Regions from separate parts of the Homo sapiens genome. Here region 2 is linked to region 1. A link is an interaction called in ENCODE POLR2A ChIA-PET data of the cell type or tissue named here. Cell type or tissue: Panc1. All regions are shown on one strand. Each heading gives the region's core, and the rest is flanking DNA. Links, peaks and the distances in the headings are about the cores only.

Region 1 (8,343 bases), core at 193-8,192:
GGACTAATACACAAAATGTAAAGTCTTAAATAGGATCTAAATCAAATCTCAAGGGTACTGAAGGAATTTTGTCTGATGGAAAACATGATACAAATTCAACAATGAAAAAATATACCTTGAGAAAAAGAAAGGGAAGAACAGATCAAAGATTTGAGGAAGTAGCACCACCTGTCACCAAGCGAATCTGCAAAAGAAGGTGGGGGGGAGAGGAATGCAATTGTTTTGGAAGATTATACAGACTATCAATGAGAAGGAAGAAAAAAGACACTTTAATACAAATTACAAACTGGTATAAAACCACTCTATGTATATGATGATGACCTTCAGCTATCCAAACATCTACTGGCACATTCTCTAAATACATACCATCTGTTAAAATTCTTGAATATCTTGCTGATAATGTCGCCTGTCAGAAGGTACAGAACAGAAAAGAGAATTAATGCAGGCCAACAAGAAGGAAATGGTAAAATCTTGGGAGAAAAAACCATCTTAAGAGTTCATAACAACAAAGAGAACAAATTTGGAACACAAACATTCAGCCTACGATTGAAGGGGAAAAAAGATGTACAGAAGAGATAGGTATTAATTCCACCAAAAACAGAAAGGAAAAAGAAACCCTATATAAAAACTTCCACTTCTGGCCAAGATGGAATGACAGGCTGGATTTAACCTCCCACCAGAAAAATAATAATAATAATAAACTAAACTAAAAATACTGACCAATCTGTGAAACAATAGTTTTCATGATACTCCCCAGCAAACAATGAAGGATAGTGACTATTGAGAGAAAGGAACCAAATGAAGTGAGCAATACAATTGTCTAGCTTTATGTTGTGTGTTCCCAGCTATGGGAAAGGGAGAGAAAACTCAGAAGGTGTCCAGTGAGGAGAGAGATGTGGGAAATAGGGGATGCCAATACAGCTAGAGTTCACAGGAGAAAGTACCAGAGAAAAGAGAAGAACACACAGGGAACTCAAGAAATCTGCAGTCTTCCTCGAGTATTCAGCAGAGTATGGAACAGTGCATGTTTGTCAGTAAACTCTTCAAGGCGAGAGGGAAACTATTAGAAGAAACTATCTGCAGGCTCACATAACTGTTTGCACCAGTCAGAGTGGGAAATCTCATAATTCACAAAGCACTCCCTTGCCTCATCAGTGAGGCAAAATTAGTTCTATACTAAATGCAGTGCTGATACCATTTAGCAAAGTTTAAAAGCAAGACCCAAAAGTACCCAACTGACTCCAAGCAACTTAAGTGCCTTCTAACACAAAACTCAATAGTATTTTACAGAACACAAAAATATCTAGCACCCAAAAAGAGAATTCAACATATCTGACATCCAGTAAAAAATTTACCACTAAGGCATGCTAAGAGCCAGGAAAATATGACCTATAACAAAAAAAGTAATCAATTACAATTGACCACAAAACAACACAAATAGTAGTGAAGGATATTAAAGTATTATTTTAAGTCTATCCCATATGTTCAAGACACTAAAGTCACAACTCGGCCAGGTGCAGTGGCTCACGCCTGTAATCCCAGCACTCTGGGAGGGTGGTATGGTTTGGATCTGTGTCCCTGCCCAAATTTGATGTTAAATTGTAATCCCCAATGTTGGAGGCAGGGCCTGGTGGGAGGTAATGGAATTATGGGGGCAGTTTCTCAGTTTAGCACCATCTCCCTTGGTGCTGTCATGTCAATAGTGAGTTCTCCTGAGATCTGATTTTGTTTAAAAGTATGTGGCACCTCCCCTCTCTCTATTCCTCCTGCTCTATGTGAAGTGTTGGCTCGCTCTTTGCCTTCCGCCATGATTGTAAGTTTCCTGAGTCCTCCCTAGAACCTGAGCAGATGCCAGCACCACACTTCCTTTACAACTTGAAGAACTGTGAGCCAATTAAACCTCTTTTCTCTATAAATTGCCCAGTCTCAGATATTTCTTTATAGCAGTGAGTATTGACTAATACAGAAAATTGGTATCAGAAATGGGCATTGCTATAAAAACACCTTAAAATGTGGGTGCAGCTTTGGAAGTGGGTAACAGACAGAGGTCAGAAGAGTGTGGAGGGCTCAGAAGATAGGAAGATGAGGGAAAGTTTGGAATTTCCTAGAGACTGGTTGAACGGTTGTGACCAAAATACTGGCAGTGATACGGAGAGTGAAGGCCAGGCTGAGGAGGTCTCAGATGGAAATGAGGAACTACTGGGAAGTGGAGTAAAAGTCACTTTTGCTATGTCTTAGCAAACAGCCTGGCTGCACTGTGCCCCTGCTCTAGGGATCTGTGGAACTTGGAACTTGAGATGGATGATTTAGGGTATCCAGTGGAAGAAATTTCTAAGCAGCAAAGTCTTCAAGATGTGGCCTGGCTGTTTCTAACAACCTATGCTCATATGCATACGCAAAGAAATGACCTGAAACTGGAACTTATATTTAAAAGGTAAGCAGGACATAAAAGTTTAGAAAATTTGCATCCTGGCCATGTGGCAATAAAGAAAAGCCCATTTTCAGGAGAGGAATTCAAACTCACCGCAGAAATTTGCATAACTACCAGAAAGGCAAGTGCTGATAGCCAAGACAATGGGGAAAAGGCCTTGAAGGCATTTCAGAGACCTTTGCAGCAGCCATTCCCATCACAGGACCAACGCATAGGAGGGAAAAATGGTTTCCTTGGCCAGGCCTAGGGCCCTGCTGCCCTGCACAACCTCAGGACACTGCTCCCTGCATCCCAGACACTCCAGCTCCAGCTGTGACTCAAAAGGGCCCAGGTAAAGCTCAGGCTGCTGGGCCCTTTTGAGGCCCACAAGGTGCAAGCTATAAGCCATAGCAGTTTCCACATGATGTTAAGCCTGCAGGTGCACAGAATGCAACAGCTGAAGCTTGAGAGTCTCTGCCTAGAATTCAGAGGATGTATGGAAAAGCCTGGTAGTCAAAGCAGAACCCTGATGCAGGGGCAGAGTCCTCATGAAGAACCTCTAATAGGGCAGTGAGGAGGAGAAATGTAGTATCGGTGCCTCCACAAGAGCACTGCCTAGTGGAGCTGTGAGAAGAGGGCCACTGTCCTTCAGGCCCCAGAATGATAAATCCACCAAGAGCTTGCACTCTCAGCCTGGAAAAGCCACAGGCACACAATACCAGCCCTTGAGAGCAGCCACAGGGGCTGAGCCCTGCAACGCCACAGGGCAGAGCTGTCCAAGGCCTTGGGTGCCCACCCCTTGCATCAGTGTGCCCTGGGTGTGGGACATGAAGTCAAAAGAGATTATTTTGGAGCTTTAAGATTTAATGACTGCCCTGCTGGGTTTCAGGCTTGCATGTGCCTACAGCCCCTTTCTTTTGGCCGATTTTTCCCTTTTGGAATGGGAGTATTTACCCAATGCCTATAACCCCATTGAATCTTGGGAGTAACTAACTTGTTTTTCATTTTACAGCCTCACAGGTGGAAAGGACTAGCCTTGGCTCAGATGAGACTTTGGACTTCTGATTTAATGCCGGAAATGAGTTAAGACTTTGAGGGACTACTGGGAAAGTATGATTCTACTTTGAAATGTGATAAGGAAATGGAGATTTGGGAGGGGCCAGAAGAGGAATGATATGGTTTGGATCTGTGTCCCCACCTAAATCTCATGTTGAATTACAATACCCAACGTTGGAGGTGGGGCCTGGGGGGAGGTAATAGTGGGGGTGGTTTCTCACGGTTTAACACCATCCACTCTTGATGCTGTCATCACAATAGTGAGTTCTCATGAGATCTGGTTGTTTAAAAGTGTGTAGCACCTCCCCCTCCCCCTTCCTCCTGCTCTATGTGACGTGTTGGCTTGTTCTTTGCCTTCCACCATGAATGTAAGTTTCCTGAGGCCTCCCAGAAGCTGAGCAGATGCCAGCATCATGCTTCCTGTACAGCCTGTAAAACTATGAGCCAATTAAACCTCTTTATCTATAAATTACCAAGTCTCAGGTATTTCTTTCTTTTTTTTTTTTTTTTTTTTTTTTGAGATGGAGTGTTGCTCTGCCACCAGGCTGAGTGCAGTGGCACAATCTTGGCTCACCACAAGCTCTGCCTCCCGGGTTCAAGCGATTCTCCTGCCTTAGCCTCCCAAGTAGTTGGGACTATAGGCGCGCGCCACAACACCTGGCTAATTTTTGTATTTTTAGTAGAGACGGGGTTTCACCATGTTGCCGAAGATGGTCTCGATCTCCTGACCTCACGATCCACCCACCTCGGTCTCCCAAAGTGCTAGGATTACAGGCGTGAGCCACTGCGCCCGGCCTCAGCTATTTCTTTATAGCAATGTGAAAACTAATACAGAGGCCCAGGTAGGAGGATCGCCTTGAGGGCAGGAGTTCAAGACCAGCCTCGGCAACACAGCTAGACCCCACGTCCACAAAACAAAAAAAATAGCCAGGCATGGTGGCACATGCCTGTAGTCCTAGCTACCTGGGAGGCTGAGGTGGAAGGATCACTTGAGCCCAGGAATTCAAGGTTGTAGTGAGCTATGATCATATCACTGCACTTCAGCCTGGGCGACAGAACAAAAACTCTGCGACTGCCTGTGGCTGTGCAGCCAACCTGCTCAGAAGGAGCTGGGTGGCCCACTGTGCGAACCCCGCCGGCTCCACATGGCAGGTGAAATGCACTGGTTTAGAACTTCTGATGTCTTTCAAACCACTCTAGCCAGTATAGCCCCAGTATTTACCATGACAAAATTTGACAGAGAAATGTTACTTCTTTTGAAAGGAAGAAAACTGAGTTATACCAAGAGTTAGGTCTTCAAGCCAGAGATTTGAGATTTCACTATGTAATGAGTATCACAGCCAGAAATAATATGATTATCATGAGAATGGAGTATTTGAAAGCTGAGATAACTCCAGAGTGTCTTCTGATATTAGATTATCATAATTTAAACTCACAGCGATGGCTGTTCCGGGAACTCTCTTCACAATTGTCTGGAGAGGGTCAACTTGTTAGAAACCCTTTAATTTTTTGAGTTTAGAGCTATAGAAGCACTCCTGCAATACTGGATCAACACCCTTCAGGGGAAACTTAGCCTTTTCCAGCCACTGATCCTCAAGACGCTGGAAGCTTTGGTGGACCCCAAACATTCTTCTATAGACAGAAGCAAACTCCACATTTTACTACAGAATGGCAAAAGTCTATTAGAGTTAGAAACAGATATTAAAATTTTCAGAGTCAATTTTGGAGATCCTGGATGAGAAAGAGTTGCTAGAAGAGCTCTATCAAAATGGAGTGACCCCCGAGTCTTTGAAAAGAGCAGTACTGGGACTGACCATGCAGAGGAGATAGAGTTGCTGATGGAAAACTACTACCGACTAGCTGACGATGTCTCCAATGCAGCTTAGGAGCTTACGGTACTGACTGATGATTCACAAAGTATTATTTTCATCAATCTGGACAGCCACTGTAACGTGATAATGAAGTTGAATCTACAGCTGACCATAAGAACCTTCTCTCTTTCGCTCTTTGGAGTAATGGAAGTTGCTTTTGGAATGAGTTTGGAATCTTCCCTTGAAGAGGCCCATGGAGTGTTTTGACTGATTACAGGAATTATGTTCATGGGAAGTGGCTCAGCTGGAGGCGCCTGCTTTCATTCCTTGGACAACAGCTAGAAGCTCCATTGCCTCCTATGATAGCCTCCTTACCTAAAAAGATTCTTCTGGCAGATAGAAGCGTGGAACAAAGAACAGTCTCAGACCTGATGCACTTGGATCAGGCAGGAGTATCCTAACAAACCATGAGGAACAACCCTATGGACACTGAAGTTTTTTGTTTTTTTTTTGTTTTTTTTTTTTTTTATAATCACAGTTAACTTCTGATACTTTTATTATTTTCTTGTATGGAGTCAGACACTTGAAAAAAATTAATATCTGATGACAAAATATTTTGGCAGTCACAATACTAGAACTTGATTGCATTTCCAGAATTCTGAGTTAAAGAAACAAAGTGTTTGCTTTGTAACAGGCCAAAATTCTATTTCCTGCAAACTTTAAATGCTGTTTTTATAGACATGATGTGAGGCAACAGAAGAACAGACAGTTGTATAGATTTTATTTAATTTATACATAACAAGAAAAGTATAATTTCAGGCTGAATGAAGCCTAGGAGCTTGACAAACCCATAGGAAGCCATAGTTCTTTGTTACCACAGGGAATTACGTCCAAGTGAATTTCCTGATTCTCAGGTGACTAAAAAGCTAGCACTCTATGTATTAACCTTAAAACAAACTCTGAAAGTTTATGCTTTAAAAAACAAACTTTGACATAACATTATTTTCTTAGATTTGGCCCCCCTTTTATATAAGATGAATAAAAATAAATAATTTTTTTAAAAAGACCCAAATGAACTTGTATTAAAAGGATTTGTATCCAGAATATAAAATCCAGGACATAAAAAGAACACTAAAAACTCAGTGACAAAAAAACACAGTTTGAAAAAAAATAAGCAGAAGATTTAAACAGACACTTCATCAAAGAAGATACAAGGACAGCAAATAAGCACATGGAAAAATACTCAACACCATTAGTCATTACAGAAATGTAAACTGAAACCATAATGAAACACTATTACACACCTATTAGAATGGCTAAAATTAAAATGACTGACATTAAATATGGGCAAAAATATGAAGCAACTGGAACTTTCATACACTGCCAGTGGAAATATAAAACACTACACCTACTTTGGAAAACAATTTGGCAGTGTGTTAAAATGCTACACACACAACTAATATATATGATCCAGCCACCCCATTCCCAGGTATCCAATCAAGAAAAATGAAAGCATATTTTCATAAAACACATATACCAATGCTCAGAGCAGCTTTAATTTATTTTATTTATTTGTTTGTTTTATTATTTTTTCGAGACAGAGTTTCGCTCTTGTTGCCCAGGCTGGCGTGCAGTGGCAAGATCTTGGCTCACCGCAACCTCTGCCTCCTGAATTCAAGCGATTCTCCTGTCTCAGCCTCCCGAGTAGCTGGGATTACAGGCATGCACCACCATGCCCAGCTAGTTTTGTATTTTTAGTAGAGACAGGGTTTCTCCATGTTGGTCAGGCTGGTCTTGAACTCCTGGCCTCAGGTGATCCACCCACCTCGGCCTCCCAAAGTGCTGGGATTACAGGTGTGAGCCACGGCACCTGGCCTAAGAGCAGCTTTATTTGTAACAGTCAAAGTGGAAATAACCCAAATGTCTATCAAACACATGACTAGATAAACAAAATGTGGTATACCCATACAATGAATATTATTTGTGGGGTTTTTTTTTCGAGACAGTCTCGCTCTGTCACCCAGGCTGGAGAGCAGTGGCACAATCTCGGCTCACTGCAACCTCTGCCTCCCATGTTCAAGCAATTCTCCTGCCTCAGCCTCCCGAGTAGCTGGAATTACAGGCACATACCACCACACCCAGCTAATTTTTGTATTTTTAGTAGAGACAAGGTTTCACTATGTTGGTCAGGCTGGTCTCGAACTCCTTACCTCGTGATCCACCCGCCTCAGCCTCTCAAAGTGCTGGGATTACAGGCGTGAGCCACCGTGCCTGGCCCAATGGATATTATTTGGAAATAAAAAAAAAACTAATGATACATACAACACCATGAATTTCAAAATAATTATCCTGAATAAAGAAAGCCATACAAAAACAGAGTATATACTATATAATTCCATTTATATAAAGTTCTAGAAAATTAAAACTAATTTATAGTGACCAAAAAATGCTCAGTGGTTGCCTGAGGACACATGGAGTGATGGTACAGTGAGTCACGAGAAAACTAACAGAGGTGGTGAAAACATCATTATCTTAATTGTGTTCATGGGTTCATGGTGTACACAAATGTCAAAGTTGTATACTCTAAATACATGTGGTCTATCATATCAATTGTATCTCAAAAATAGCTGTATAGGCCAGGTACAGTGCCTCACCTGTAATCCCAGAACTTTAGGAGGCCAAGGTGAGCGGATCACTTGAGGCCAAGAGTTCTAAGCAGACGGAGCAACACGGCAACACTCCATCTCTACAAAAAATACAAAAACTAGCTGGGTGTGATGGTGCATGCCTTTAGTCCCAGCTACTCAGGAGGCTGAAGTGGGAGGATCACTAGAGCCCAGGAGGCGGAGGCTGCAGTAAGCCGAGATCACACACTACACTCTAGCCTGGGCCACGGACCAAGGCCATGTCTCAGGGCAAAAAAAAAAAAAAAAAAAGCTGTATAAAAAATAATTTACATAGAAAGTCCATTGTTGTAAACAGTAAAAACCTAATTAAAAATAAATACATACATACATGAGGACATTCTCACTAAAAAGAAAGAAATTAGTCCTGCCTCAAAAAAAA
Region 2 (8,343 bases), core at 70-8,069, 450 kb after region 1:
TTAGCTCTCTGAACCTGGCAGGGGAACAATGAATAAGTCTGTAGTTGTTGAGATAGCTCCTGAAAGAAGATGGGTTCCTCACTAACACAGGGGCCTTTTTAAGAAGCAGAAAGAGAAAAAGAAAAGACAATCAAAATGACTGCTATTATATCTGTGTCTACATATACAGAATACTGCATCTATATCTCTATCTTCAGAAGCAAAGGGCTGACCCCTGCCAAAAAAGTTCATGGCATTAAAAGGCTGAATAGTAAGGTGAGATAAAAATTTTGAACTTTTTATTAATTTATCTCCCCTAAAACTTTTTTTGATGCATTTTCCCTATTTAAAATATTATAAAAGCGATGATGCCTACATAAAATTCTCATATATGTATACACCCGAAATTTCCATAAGTAGATGTATATGGACACATTCTGAGTAGACATATGCTGACACATTGATAACCATAACAATTCATGGACCCAGTGTTAAAAAGCACTACATTGGACATGAAGGATTATTTATGTAGTTCTCCCTTTATGCATTCTGAAATTTTTTGTTTTTACTTTAAAAAAATTCTACTTCCATTCTTCTCAGAAAGCTTGAAAAAATGAATATAAATCACTATGATATCACCATTAAAATGGCCAATGACTTTTTCTTCACAGTTTAGAAAATATTATACTAATAGAATTTAGGAGAAAATTAGTTTTAAGATGTGGTACAACAGAAGCAGAAAATGATACTCAGAGAACAATGCCATATATAAAGACTCTCGAGCTCAGCTGTGAGCACATTGGAACTGTATTTATGAAAGCCCTGAGAATTTTGTACAGGGAAGGTCAGAGAGTGTGATGGTCCTTCCTCTAGCTGGAATGGGTAGAGGGGACAGCACTGAGGGGAGCTCTGAGGTCTCTTCTGAAGTTTTTAGGAGCGGTGAGATCTGTGAATAGTTCAAAATCTTCTCCCAGATTTGGAGCTCTGTCAAAATCTTTGTGACTATGAAGACAGAGTAGGTGGAGAGAACCTAGTGCCTTGGGGTTCATTCCTTATGGCTGAGGAGTCTCTACCTCATCTGTAGTACTTGCTGCAATGTGGGGGTGAGGTCAGATAAAGAATTATGTGGAATGAACAGAGATTTCTCCTTATGTTCTGCCCTTCTGCTGGACTATTTCATTAGGTGCTCTATTCCTTTCTGTTGGCTTCCCACATCCCCAAATTCTCGGCCCTGTGCTTACGATGTTGAGTACAACTCTTCCTACACCTAGGAGCTCTAATTGGATTCAATGTCTAGTGTCTACTCCACAGACGTGAAGTTTCAGCTCTTCATTCTTTCATCCATAAATTTAAAATGAGAGTGAACTCTAAATTAAGAAGCTGAATCTCTAATATGGAAGTTGATTGAAAACATTGTATGGTCATTTATAAACTAATTTTTTATGGCTAAATTTACTCTTGGGAAATTGAAAATTATTAACTGCAAATCCAATATGCTACTGTGAATAAAATGATAACCAAAGATTTTATTTTATTATTTCATGAGGGCTATTTGGATCTGTAATGCAAGAAGCATTTCAAAGTTTGGACTGTGCTTTAAAAAAGTTGCCAAGTATGTTAAATTGTGCACTTAGTTTTCAATGTGGAGGAACAAATCCCAGATTCAATAATTCAATGAACTAACACAATTCTTCAGAGCTTTAAGTGTATTTGCAATTAAGACACTAATTGCTGTTCATTGGCTGATTCTTTCCCCAGAAAGCTTTGTTCTTCTGCAAAAATGCAAAGTCTTACTATTGATCTGTACTCTCAAAACCCTGTTGATTTAAGCAGGACTCTCTGAGGTGAGAACAACAACAAAACCAAGAGACTTAATTTACTCAGCTTGGGTTTCAGGAAACATATCTAATAGCAGACAGTTCCTGTTTTCATTGTTTTCCATTTAAGTCCCTGCAAAATCAGATTGTCTTCAAATAGATGCTGCTGCCATTGGTATAAGACTCATTTTCACATCCCTAAAGAAATAAAGAGTTTTGTAAAAATTCACTCGTTTAATGGGGCCTCACGTATAATGGGCCTAAGTCAAGCCAAAAGGATAAAGATGGATATCGTGCAAAAGCAGTGATAGAATGACAGCACCAAAGATGTAAAATGTATACTCTTTAGACTCTTTAATGTAGCCCTCAATCACCAAGGAATAATTGCAGGTGGATGGAGGTGAAAAGGAATTTCCTTTGAGAGCAATTCTATTTTGTCTGTTTTGGAAGCTTAATACAGGTTGGTATTAAAAACTTCTGAGGAAAGAAAGCAGGGGATGTAGTTTGAGAAAACTACTACCTGTGATTGTTCTCATTGTTTGGAAAGGTCCTGGGCTTGGCTGTTTTCCTGGAGTTTTGCCTGGAAAGAGATAAATTCTGACCAATCATTAATAATGCTAATGATAATAATAATAATGATGATGACTAATGTTTATTGAGCACATAGTATGTGTTACAGGTAGGTTATACACTAAGCATTATATGTACATATGTATATCGTTTATACATATAATATATATAAAATCTAAGTTAATATAGCAACAGTTCATAATGGTTTGAATTAATGCTTTCATCCTCAATGGCTGCATAGTGTGATGGTTAAAAGAAGCTACAGGATTTTATTTATTTCTTCTTCCACCTCCAATTAACTATGTGACCTTAAGTAAGTTTCTCTCTGAATCTTGGTTTATTAATCTATATAATGGCATAATAAGACCTATCTCATTGGGTTTTGTGAGGATAAAATAATGCTATCCAGTGGCAGAGACAGACGAACCACCCTGCAATACAGTATGATTAATAGGATATATTGAACGGTGCTCAGAGCACTTGCAGGAGGACTTTCTGTTCTCACGGGACTTTGGAAATGCAGGACTTTCTGGAGAAGCTGCCCTTTAAGTGGTAGCTTGAGTTACAGATGGGAGTAAGTCCTGAGAAAGTGAGGGAAGAGTGTTCCAGTTTGAAGGAGTAGAGTGTTCTTGGGGAATTGCATTTTGCTGCACAGCTGTGAAGGGAGTGGGGGCATGTTGAGAGTTGATGCCAGAGAACTCAGCAAACCCAGCTCATAAAGCGTTTTGGATGGCATTTTGGGATTTTGGACTTTCTCCTGAGATCAGAGGGAGGGTAATGAAGAGTTTAAGCAGGAGAGTGACGTAATTAGATTTGTTTTTTGTGACTTTCACTCTCTTTGAGATTAAATGTACTAAAACAGAGACCCTTCCCTGACCCCATCTTTGAGCAAACCCATGAACCCTCTTTGGTTTGTGGACTGTCATCAAGTGAGCTCACAGGTATTTTACTCCAGCTGCACTGATTTCTGTGATAGCATTTTCTTGCACTGAATTGTTTCCTTATCTGAGATAAGTGACATGGTTCAGAGGATAGTAAAATAGCATATCTACTCACAGACATGGCTAGGCCAAATGAATACTTTTTTTCTTCAGTTGCTTTATTGTTTGTTTGTGGATTATATACTTACTATATTAAATGCAGCTAAAATTTAATTTTAGAATGACTTTCAATTGCTTTCTTATGAATTGAAACCATTTACTGAGAGTTGACATGTACTTAGGCAAAGCAAGCCATTTTCTAATCACAGTAAAGTAAAACAATAGTAAAGAACATTTGCTTTGGGAGGCCGAGGCGGGCGGATCACGAGGTCAAGAGATTGAGACCATCCTGGCTAACACGGTGAAACCCCGTCACTACTAAAAATACCGAAAAATTAGCCAGGCGTGGTGGCGGGCGCCTGTAGTCCCAGCTACTCGGGAGGCTGAGGCAGGAGAATGGCGTGAACCCGGGAGGCAGAGCTTGCAGTGAGCCGAGATCGCACAGCTGCCCTCCAGCCTGGGTGAAAGAGCGAGACTCCGTCTCTAAAAAAAAAAAAAAATAACATTTGTAGATATTCTGCCTTTTCTTGTTTCCAGTCTGGAAGCTTGCTACTCGAGCAAAACATTCAATAAAATCCAATTGGGTGTGTGATATATATATATATATATTTTTTTTTCTGGGGGGATTATCTGTGCTTCTAGTCACTTTGAATAGAAAATTGATTTTATTTTATGATTACAATCTTATATTCCCAGAAGATTCCAAGAATATTATTTTTTTAAAATAAATTGGAGAATAATGTATTTCTAGATCATATTGATTACCAATTACTATTTTATAAAATATTTATGAAAATGTCAACTCATACATAGTTAGGTATAACAAAAATAAGTCACATTGGACAAAAATATTTCTGCTTTGGATTTCTGGTGAAGCAGGCATTAAACATGTTGAAATTCATTGAGAACTTGATATGTTCTATATTTATGGTAAAATTATAAAGTTGTTAACAAAACCACAAATACTAATCTATGCATAGTATCCAAACGGTAGATAATTATAGTTTAACATTAAGAGAAATTAACTGTCAGAGGACTATGATAAAACTTTTACTGGAAAATTTTAGAATTTCTTAGGAAAGAAAAATATGTATAATGGAAATCAAATATATTTTTTTTGAGTTGTTCACAAAGTGACTTAGCACTTTTGGAGCATTTAATGTTTTATTAACGCTGTTAAATCCCATCTGGTGTTTGTAAAGTCTTTTACTATCCCCTGCTGGGACAGGCAGACATTGGTTTGCATGACTGTGTGTTCCCAAAATATTTTTTAAAAGTATCTAGTGGATTTATACCAACTGTAGCAGGATGATAGAAGGCCACATTTCCATTATAATACCTTTAAAAATGGAGACAAATGTCATCAAGTCACAAAAGATCCATTAGTTTTATACTGTGTGACATTTGAGGGGAAATGTGAATGATTAGTGGTTTTAAAAAGTTGTTTGGAATTCAACATCCTGTGTCAATATTACTTGAAAAATATTTATAGGTTCTGAGTCAGTGAGATGCAATTTACTCTTCATGGAATTCATTCTAGAATGTGTGGAATACTGCCTTGAACCTTAGTCATTCCAATAAATTCCCTGGAATTATCTTTATTGTCAATAAACAGGTTGTTTTGTCTCCTTGAGTGATTTTTATTGTATTGTGAGAGACTTATATCTCTGAAAATCAACAAAATCTTTGCATAGAGAAAAAAATAACTTAATTCAGCAAGAATTTATTGACTAAATTCTATGCTCAATGCCTTCTATGTCTGATGGGCATTGGGAAAAATGAAAAAGAGTTGACATGATCTTTATCTTCAAAGAACTTATAGTCTAGCTGGAGAGGTAGATTTAAAAACCCAAGGTAATCTAAGTTTCAAAAATAAAATATAATAAAGATTTTATACTAATATTGAGAAAGGAGTGATTAAACTTGATTGGGGTATGAAGAAAAGTGCCATAGTGAAAGTAAAACAGGCCTTGAAGGATAAAGATAATTATAATTTAAAGGAGATAGAGTTCAGTGTATGTAAAGTGAATAGAGATCAGTATATGTAAAGTGAATAGAGATCAGTATATGTAAAGTGAATAGTAAATTTTACAATGTATAATATTCTAAGATAAAGTCATGGAGAAGTCAAAATATAGTAGAAAAAATTTGTGGATGGATACCTGAATTTTAACCTTGATCTGGGAATTAACAGTGTATACTTAGGCATTTATCAATTACTTATAATGTCCCAGACACTGTTTTAAGTGCTGGAATCACAGTGCTATATGTGACAGGCAAGGTATCTTATAGCATGCATTTTTGTGGGAGGAGACGGAAAGAAAGAAATAAAAAAACTTTTTTTCTCTTAAAAAAGAGAAATTAGCAGACAGCAGTTAGTACTATGGAGAAATAAAACTGGGTGATACTACAGGGTGTGATGATGGGGGGCTGCTTTAGGTTGTCAAGAGAAAAGATCCATCTAAGGAGGTGACATAGCAGCTGAGAACTGAATGACCACAAACTTCTTTGTGAAGATCTGTGTGAAGATAGTTCCAGAGCAGGAGCCTTAAAGTAGGAACAAGCTTAGTGTGTTCCAGGAACAGAAATAAGTTCTGATTATTGGAGAGAGGAAAGATAAGAGCATGAAGTTAGGGTTCTTAGCAGATCATCCAGAGTTTCGTATGCAGGGTAAAATAGTTTGAATTATATTGTAAGTATGGTGGGGAATCATGGAAGTGTTTAAGTCAGTTTGTTTTATGGTTTATGTTTTACAAAAATCATTCTGGCTGCTGGGCTTAGAGAATGGAGTGGGCAAGTATAAAAGCAGAGAGATGAATTAGGAGGCTATTGCAGTAGCCCAGGTAATAATGATAGTTATTTGAACTGGTAGGAGCAGTGAAGATGAAGACGTGTCTAAGTGTTAAGGATGACACTTAGATTTATAGCTTGAGCATTTGAAAGGCTGGTGGTGACATTAACTGATTGGAGAAGACTGGGAGATTAGGAGGTTAGGAGGGCAGGCCTCTTGAGATCACTAAATCTGTTTTCTAGTTGCAAAATGGCAGTGATGATACCTATTTTACAGGATCAATGTTGTAAGAATTAAAACAAATGAAGTCACTGGCTTCATAAAGTGTCTGGCACACAGTAAGGGCTCAGTAATTGTCAGTTACCTTTTCTGTATAAAATAACAATTCTCGATAGTTTCCAAAAAGATGGGAATATAGGACCCATTTTTCTTGACTCCAGACTTCAAAATGTAGTATTTAAAAGAACTACCATTTCATATGTTTTATACAGGACTGGCTATTTTATGCCTTGTATTGGATGTGCTTGCAGCCAGGAAATGTTCTGTTGAGGCAATGACTCCTGGAAGAAAACATGAACGGAGTCATGAGTGTGGCAGGTGATATCCTACATTATGGAACCCAGTGGGGCAGAATGTGAGTTGTTTTCTGTAGACCTGCAAGGATATTCCCTTCTAAAGACATGCTTGTGATGGTTGAATTAGACTGTATTGTGATGCCCAAAGGCCCTAATTCAACCTTAAATTACAGTAAGACACTCATGTCACCTTATTAGATGGTTCTGAGGCTTGGGCCTGCAACAGAATCATTTCTTCAGTATTTTCTGTGTGCCATTTTTTTTTTCTTTTTTGAGACGGAATCTTGCTCTGTCCCCCAGGCTGGAGTGCAGTGGCGTGATCTCGGCTCACTGCAAGCTCTGCCTCCCGGGTTCATGCCATTCTCCTGCCTCAGCCTCCTGAGTAGCTGGGACTACAGGTGCCTGCCACCATGCCAGGCTAATTTTTTGTATTTCTAGTAGAGATGGGGTTTCACCGTGTTAGCCAGGATGGTCTCGATCTTCTGACCTCATGATCCACCCGCCTCGGCCTCCCAAAGTGCTGGGATTACAGGCGTGAGCCACCACGCCCGGCCCTGTGTGCCATATTTAACAGAAGATAGTAAGACAAGCTGATCACAGCTGACATCCTGGATACTCACCATCTTCTTGCTTCACAGCCAAACTAACTGAAAGCAAGTAGTTTTACTTAGGACCACAAATTGCCTCCACCTTTCAATCCCATAAAGCAATTTTAAATGTGGTGACAGCAAGCTGTGAGAGCTGAAGAAATTTTATAGAGGCTTGCTATAGAATTTCAGGCATTGTAGCCTGGTTATAAATAGCTGAGAGACAGTTTCTACCATTAGATCACTTTAACATCCAGCAATTGATCTGTATCTTTCAGTACTTGAAGTGAAAGAGGGAGAACCACAAATTGTGATGCGGCATCTAAGAATAGTTAATTAGTGCATGGATTATGTTTTCAAACTGGAAAACAGTGGGCAATGCTCAGAAGTTAAGAGGTGAAATATGGAGGCATTAATTCATTTCTCTGACTATAACTTATGAGTACTTAATGTGTGCTCTGCACTGTTTTAGGAGCTGGGGAAACATCAGTAAACAAAACAAGTTTGTGCCACCACAAAGCTTATCTTCTAGTGCAAGATACAAATAATAAAAAGTTAACAAATGTGTAATATAATGTAAGGTAATAATAAATGCTTTAAGAAAAAATATGCAGGATGAAGGGATAGAATGATAGGTGTTCTAATGTAGATGAAATAGAGACTGCTTCTTTGACAGGTGACAGACAGTTGAGCAGAGACCTGACTGAAGCGATAGAGCCACTTATTGGAATACTGGGAGGAGAAATCTGTTCAGCAGAGGAAACTGCATAGACAAAAACCCCTAAATTGGGAAAAAGCATGGCTTTTTCAAGTAGCAGCAAGGAGGGCAGTGTAGAGTGGGATGAACAGGACATGCAGTTGGAAAGTAGAGCCAAGGATCATATTAAGATGGGCTTGTAAACTAAGGTAACAGGTTTGGATTTTATTTTGAATGTGATAAAAAGCCACTGGAGGCTTTAAACACAGAAATAATTAAATGTAGCA

The links. Peaks named below come from ENCODE experiments on the same cell type or tissue, not always from the same donor. Only the 100,000 strongest peaks of a DNase experiment are listed, where the experiment ranks them.
Region 2: POLR2A ChIA-PET joins it to region 1 with 8 read pairs; 2 of 35 experiments call an interaction of 5 or more read pairs at or near these places.

Annotation. Positions count from the first base shown.
Region 1 is chr12:71,846,626-71,854,968 of GRCh38, reverse strand. The region is part of intron 1 of TBC1D15 (TBC1 domain family member 15); the gene reads right to left. It also overlaps the pseudogene MRS2P2. Among named protein-coding and RNA genes, the nearest start is that of TBC1D15, 11 kb to the right of the region's middle. In Panc1, for the core only: a CTCF peak has its summit at 8,189; no DNase peak of the experiment used is centred there.
Region 2 is chr12:71,394,186-71,402,528 of GRCh38, reverse strand. No RefSeq gene overlaps it. Among named protein-coding and RNA genes, the nearest start is that of LGR5, 41 kb to the left of the region's middle. In Panc1, for the core only: CTCF peaks have their summits at 4,434 and 4,637; no DNase peak of the experiment used is centred there; H3K27ac peaks cover 6,283 bases.